Linked DNA regions of Homo sapiens: region 1 is linked to region 2. A link is a contact called in ENCODE Hi-C or POLR2A ChIA-PET data. All regions are on one chromosome and are shown on one strand. The core of a region is the stretch at or near the end of the contact, and the rest is flanking DNA. Distances in the headings are between cores, read along the strand shown. Region 1 holds the start of YOD1 (YOD1 deubiquitinase). Region 2 has its middle 37 kb from the start of NUAK2.

Evidence for each region. A loop is a pair of places that touch in the nucleus more often than their neighbours do. ChIA-PET counts read pairs that join two places held with the same protein, here RNA polymerase II (POLR2A). Pooled maps may share reads with other maps.
Region 1: a pooled map shows a loop between it and region 2 (6-fold over the local background). The contact joins the promoter of YOD1 here to the enhancer-like site in region 2. A Hi-C loop is called at or near these places in 6 of 50 pooled maps. POLR2A ChIA-PET finds 5 or more read pairs at or near these places in 2 of 52 experiments (PC-3 and activated CD4-positive, alpha-beta T cell).

Annotation. Positions count from the first base shown.
Region 1 is chr1:207,049,279-207,052,830 of GRCh38, reverse strand. YOD1 (YOD1 deubiquitinase) reads left to right here and starts at 1,623. Exons shown (of 2, transcript NM_018566.4): 1 at 1,623-2,143; 2 at 3,108-3,552. The coding sequence starts at 1,801. It also overlaps a transcript of PFKFB2 not described here. RefSeq lists enhancers at 1-265, 1,489-2,059.
Region 2 is chr1:205,283,096-205,286,531 of GRCh38, reverse strand. No RefSeq gene overlaps it. Among named protein-coding and RNA genes, the nearest start is that of NUAK2, 37 kb to the left of the region's middle. RefSeq lists an enhancer at 1,935-2,034. Within about 2 kb of position 1,596, at least 27 of the 41 ENCODE cell types and tissues checked have a DNase peak (open chromatin) inside an H3K27ac peak, as active enhancers do.

The DNA of each region.
Region 1 (3,552 bases), core at 374-2,873, 1.8 Mb before region 2:
TACCACAACACTTGAGCTAATTATGCCTTAGGGTGTATACATACCCGGCTCCACAGGTCAGACGCTGTGACCTAAGAAAATCAACCACTCTCATCGTTGAACCAGAAGCTTCCCTGGACCCACCCATACACCCCATTGGAGTTTTTTTTGTTTTGGTTTGGTTTGGTTTTTGTTTTTTGAGATGGAGTTTTGCTCTTGTTGCCCAGGCTGGAGTGCAATGGCACGACCTTGGCACCGCAACTTTTGCCTCCCGTGTTCAAGCGATTCTCCTGCCTCCCAGTATCTAGAATTAAAGGCATGGACCACCACGCCCAGCTAATTTTGTATTTTTAGTAGAGACGGGGTTTCTCCATATTGATGAGGCTGGTCTCGAACTTCTGACCTCGGGTGATTCACCCGCCTCGGCCTCCCAAAGTGCTGGGATTACAGGTGTGAGCCACTGCGCCCGGCCACCCCGGTGGACTTCTAACCACTCCTACCTTCCCTCCTACCTACCCCCTAACCCAGGCTGTATCATCCGTTGCAGTCGTCTTGAAGAACCAAGGAGGAAAATTGCACCAGCAAAAAAAAATTGAGTCATGAAAGATGTGAAAAGATGGAAACATTACATATAATTTATTCAGAAGCAAAGTCTTTTACAGTGGAGGTGAGTTTGCACCAAGTGAACTACACTTTTCATAGTTGCCCCAGCGGGCCCGTTTGATGCTTGATAAACCCACTCTTGGCAAGTGGGACTTGCTGTCTGAATCCCGGCTGGATAAAGAACAATGAGTATGGATTTCTTGGAAAAGAGAGATATAAATTCAGGGATGTCTTTATTCCTCCTTCGCCTGGGAATTAAACTAATTCTTCCAAAAGTTCAAACAGTTATCTCCTCTTTAAGGCTTTTTACAACTCCCAGAGTGCTCTAGTTGCCCTCTCTATGTCTATACAACTCTGTCTTTATTCATTCAGCCAGTATTTGTTGAACACTTTTTATTTGCGAGGCACAGTCCTGGGTTCTAGGCATACACGTTTGAAAAGGTACAGATAATCTAGCATTATCACGTTGCTTTGAAATTCAGTGGCTGTGTGTCTCACACCCCACCCTGTCTCCCAACTGCAATGAATACTTGTTACAATGAAGGCAGGAATGAAGTCTTCATATTTGTATGCCCAGGAACTGAACTGGAATCTGATGACACGCGTTACACGACTCCTCCTTACACTGCCACCACCTGAATGAGGCAGCTGCCCTGGGCCCAGATGCTGACCTCATACTGTGCTTTCTGAAGTGGCAAATAGACGTTTTCAAGCACAGTCCCAGGGAGGCAGAAAGGCCAGTCTTTTGGCCCCTGGAACCCCAATGAGTCAATGTTTAATGCAGCCACGAGTCTAGTCACAAGTGTGATTGTTTTTGACTGGTCCTTTGACTCACTGACCATTCCTGGCATTCGTTTGCGTTGTGAACTATGATTCTGTTTCTCCTGGTGTAGTCTGGGTGTAGTGTGGAAGCCCCAATTTAATAATTTCCGACCTCACTAAGTGCAAGGTCACATTCCAATCTCCAGACCTTCATTCAGGAACTCCTTCCCCCGCCCTCTTTTCTTGAGCATATATGCTACCCACGCGGAGGGCACCTCACTCGCTCTATAGGTAGCAAGACCCGTTGTCCTTTAGGAATACGGAGGTTTACATCTTCGTTCTGAGGGTGGGGGAAAAATCAGTTGTCACTTTAAAAGAGTTCGCGCTTGCTAAGGTACTAAGGCAGAAGCCGCACCGAAGCGTCGCGATAACTGCAACCACCCGCAACTTCTCGCGATGTTTGGCCCCGCTAAAGGTCGCCATTTTGGAGTCCACCCGGCGCCTGGTTTCCCCGGCGGCGTCTCCCAACAGGCTGCCGGGACCAAAGCTGGCCCCGCGGGTGCCTGGCCTGTGGGCAGCCGGACCGACACGATGTGGCGGCTCCGCTGCAAGGCCAAGGACGGCACCCATGTTTTGCAGGGGCTGTCCAGCCGGACCCGGGTGCGGGAACTCCAGGGCCAAATTGCCGCCATCACCGGGATCGCCCCCGGCGGTCAGCGAATCCTCGTCGGATACCCTCCCGAGTGCCTGGATCTCAGCAATGGGGATACCATTCTGGAAGACTTGCCCATCCAATCTGGTAAGGAATCAGGGCTGGGGCCAGGGAAAGTCCCGGGAGGATGGAGAGGGGCGTGAGAGAGAACAAAACACCAGTCAAGGCAAGGTGGCTGTGAGTCGGCGGGGGGGCTTTGAGGCCAGGGGCGAGGATAGATCAAAGAACAGAGAATGCTGACGGGGGCCAGGGCAAGTGTCTAGCAACTCCTTGTCTTGACACAGGGTTGAAAGGGAACCCAAAGCCTTGAAGACCCCCTTCCCCATTCCGCTTTCTGGTCGGCTTTGAAACTATCCCATTTTGTTTTCCCTCGGCGTCCACAAAAATATAAAGTAGGGCCTATTTTCTCTGTCCTTATGTCTCTTTTTCCCTATATCACCGATGAGATCTCAAGGGTGCAGGATTTTTTTTTTCTTGATTCATTTTTGCAGTCCCCTTCGTAGATACTTCGTTTGACAGGCATACTCATTTTCGAGTTAGCTTTTAAAACACCCACTGAAAGCTCTTTCAATTTCTAACCAGCAGCAGTTATTTCTGTGCCATATCAAAACTTGAACATCAGTGTTTATAATTAAAAGCTTTCAGTTGCTGTATCAAGGATGTTGTAAACACTCTAGAGTAGATAAGTTTCCGGAGAAGGAGAACCCCCTAGCGGCCTACTCTGTAGTGAGCACCTTCTGTAAAATACTGTATAAGGAAAGGAAATTTTGTTTTTGAAATGTATCTTTTTAGGTAAGCTTGAAGTTGTTTACTCCAGACCCCTTCACTAAATTGGGATGCAACCTCAAGTGTTTTTTGTTCTTTTTTCATCTTTATGAAAATTCAGTGAACAAAGATTCTTACTGGTAACTTACTTGCAAAACTGTATTCTCCTTAGTAACCCCAGTTTATGCTTTAACTCCTTCAGTTTGTAATTTACAGACTTGGCTAGAGAACACTCGGTTTCTTCTGTAATTTCTTTGCAGATCGGGATTTGTTTTATTTTTAACAGGTGACATGCTGATCATTGAAGAAGACCAAACCAGGCCCAGAAGTTCACCTGCATTTACTAAACGTGGTGCTTCTAGTTACGTCAGGGAAACTTTGCCTGTGCTTACCAGAACCGTGGTCCCAGCAGACAACTCTTGCCTCTTTACTAGTGTGTACTATGTCGTCGAAGGAGGAGTCTTGAATCCAGCTTGTGCCCCTGAGATGAGACGCCTCATAGCACAAATTGTAGCAAGCGATCCAGACTTCTATAGTGAGGCAATACTGGGAAAAACAAATCAAGAGTACTGTGACTGGATCAAAAGGGATGACACTTGGGGAGGAGCAATAGAGATATCGATTTTGTCCAAGTTTTACCAATGTGAAATATGTGTAGTGGATACACAGACAGTAAGAATTGATCGTTTTGGGGAAGATGCAGGATATACCAAAAGGGTTCTGCTTATTTA
Region 2 (3,436 bases), core at 347-2,846:
CAAGTCACTGGACCTCTCTGGGCCTTGACCTCCTTTATTCGATTATAATCCAGACCCTAGGGTCTATCCCAGCAATGTACGTGAACGTGTATTGTGAGTTGTCGAGCACAGCACTCGTGTGAGAGGTTATTACTTTATTACTTTGAATTTGCCCTGAGCCCCACAGTTTGAATAGGGAGGCTGCCTCAGAATTTATTTTTGAGTATCAGCTTCCAGATGGAAATTCCTAACCTGGGGTCTGAGGATGGTCTGCAGGGAGTCCTGGTGTCATATAGAGAATTTTTGAGTAGATGCGTTTTTCTTGGAAGAGGATGCAGAGTTTTCATCAGACCATTGAGGTCTGTTAAGAGCCACCATCTGAGCCCTAGGGCTCCCTCCATGGGGGGCAGGCAGAGGGGCCTCAAATCCTTGGTGGCCGTATTCATGAACCGAAGTGACCTGCTCAACAAGGACATGCCTATGTGGGTCTGAAAATACCGGCAAGCTAACAGAGCTCATGAGAACCACAGTGCCAGAGCCTGCGAGGTGAATTTCATTAGCACCCTCTGTGCTGGCCTGACCTTAGCTGGAGCACTGCGCTCTGTTCAAAACAACATGCTTTTTGTGGTTTTTTTTTTTTTTTGGTTGGTTAGTTTCGTTTTTTTAGAGATGGAGTCTCACTCTGTCGCGTAGGCTAGAGTACAGTGGCGTGATCACAGCTCACTGCAGCCTTGATCTCCCAGGCTCAAGAGCCTTGATCTCCCAGGCTCAAGCGATCTTCCCACCTCAGCCTCCCAAGTAGGTGGCCCATGTCTTCACGCCTGGCTTTTTTTTTTTTTTTGGTGAGAATCAGTAATTTTTTTTTTTTTTTTTAACTAGAGATGGGGTCTTGTCATCTTGCCCAGGCTGATCTCAAACTCCTGGACCCAACTGATGCTCCTCCCTCAGCCTCCACTTTGAGATTACAGGCGTGAGCCACTGCACCTGGACAAAGACATAATGTTTTAAGAAGAACTTGGGTAAATGGAAATGTTTCCAGAGGATACAGGCCAAGCTGTCAAAAGGTCTTAAATCCATGTCTTAGGAGAAATGACTGAAAGAACTAAGGGTATTTGGCTTGCGGCAAAGAATATAGGTTAGATGGGGATTGGAAGTGCGTTAACTTCTTGAAATACTGCCTAGTGGAGTCTACCCGGGAGGCAGATAGAAACTTAGCAAAAGGAAATACTTTCCAACAGGGAGCCCTGTCCCTCCTGGAATGGAATAGGACTTTCCTCTGCCTCACATACTTGGTTTTGCAGGAAGGAATAAATTGCAGACAGGATCCAAGCTCTATCTAAGAAAGGAACAAATAAATGACAATGACCACTTCCCTAGGGTTTGGGGAGACTGGGTGATGCCTTGTGGGTCAGGGCAGGGGAGTACAGGCTGGACTTGGGCCCCTGCAGCCTCTATCTCCTTCACAAAGGAGTCTGCTCTGTCTGCCTGGGTCTGCAGCTGTCAAACTCCTCCCTCTCCACTTCACAACCCTCTGATGTGGTGTTGCACAAGCAGGGGGGGAGCCAGGTTGGGTGAAGAGAGAGGAAGCTGGCGGCCCTGGGAGGCTGGGCTGCAGCTCCCTTGGAGGACAAGCTAAGCTGTCATGGGCCAGGCTGGAGGGGTGGGGAGGGGAAGATGGCTCACTGGTGAGTCATGGTGGCCATTGTCTGCTCCTGCTCCCTCTGGGGGAGGGCGACTGAAAGAGACAAGCCCTCTGGCCAGCTGGGCCTGTGAGGGCAGGTTTTCCACTCTTGTCCTCACAGCTCTGAGAGCAGCTGGGGTTTGGCTCCCTTACCCTGATTTCCCATCATGCAGCAAGGCAGGGCTGGTGGCTGACATTAGATGGATGTTGAGGGGAGGGTGTCCAACCCCGCTCACACCTTGCTAAGGGGCTCAGGATGGTCACACAGTGGATCCTAAAGGCCCAGGCTGGGGGAGAAGCTGTCCTGCCCTGTCTGGCATGGCAGACGATGCAGGCAGGCGTGCCCCTCTCTAGTGATCACACTGAACCTGAGCGGCACACCTTCCCCACCGCACCCTTCCTAAACCTCCTTCCAAACCTGCTCCCATCTAGCAGGCCTGTCCAGCACCCCACCCTCCCTCAGGGCCCCAGGGGAGCCTGCAGAGAGTGAGGTCACTCTGGATTGGTGCCTGGAGGCACCACCCTTGCCCCTCACCACAACCTGGTCTGGTCCGAGTGGCAGGGCCTCCATCCTGCCCCCTGTGAAGCCCAAGTTTGGGTCCCTGATAACTCCTAAGGCTGACGTCACAGAAGCACAGAATGACAGACTGTCAGGGTTATTGTATGTTGGGGAAACTGAGGTTCACAGAGGTCAGACACATGCAGCAGGGGTGCCCAGTCTGCAGTGGGCAGGTGGGGAAGGGAAGACTCCCTGGTGGGGGACTGCTGTGCTCCCAGGCCCTAGCAGGCCTCCAACTTGGGGACAGTCTGAGTTTGGGGCCACCTTACAGTTCCCCTGCCGCTGCCTCCGTTGCTGCTTCATTCTCGTTTGGGCAGAACAAAGGTGTTCCAGAGCTCAGGGGGTGAGGTGAGGAAAAGAGCTACCTTGTGTGGGCGGCTGTGTGGCTTTGGAGTCGACAGATGTAGGTTAGAGCCCGCATTCCTCAACCTTCTGGTGGCTGGACCCTGAGAGTTGCCTAGATCTCATTTCCCATCTGTGAAGTGACAGTAATAAGCATCTTACAATGCAAAATGCTTTGCATATGTCGTCTCATGTATCTTTGAAGAGGGACAGAATATGCCACACCAAAATATGCCATTTCAGCATAAGGGTTACTCTCACTTGAAAAACAGCTGATACAAAAGACAAACTCTGACCTCCTCCCTTTTCTCCCTGTCCCCGGGGGGAAAGAAACGTTTTTGTCACCAGAGATGAGGAGTTGAGGCTGAGGCAAATTTGTACAAAAGGATAAAATACCTCTTACCTTCCTTAGCGTCCCTAATCATCCTTTTCCACAGTCGCCTCTTTCTTTCCTTCTTTCTTTCTCTTCCTTTCTTTCTTTCTCTCTCTCTCTTTCTTTCTTTCCCTTCCTTCTTTCTTTCTTTCTTTCTTTCTTTCTTCTTCTTTTTTTTTTTTGAAACAGAATCCCGCTTTGTCACCCAGGCTGGAGTGCAGTGGCATGATCTCGACTCACTGCAACCTCCGCCTCCCAGGTTCAAGCAGTTCTCCTGCCTTAGCCTCCTGAGTAGCTGGGATTACAGGTGCATGCCATCACGCCTGGCTAATTTTTGTATTTTTAGTAGCGACGGGGTTTCACTATGTTGGCCAGGATGGTCTTGATCTCCTGACCTCATGATCCACCCACCTTGGCTTCCCAAAGTGCTGGGATTACAGGCGTGAGCCACCGCATCCAGCCTAACAGCCCTTTGTCTTCTAGTTGCTGAGATCATAGGGTG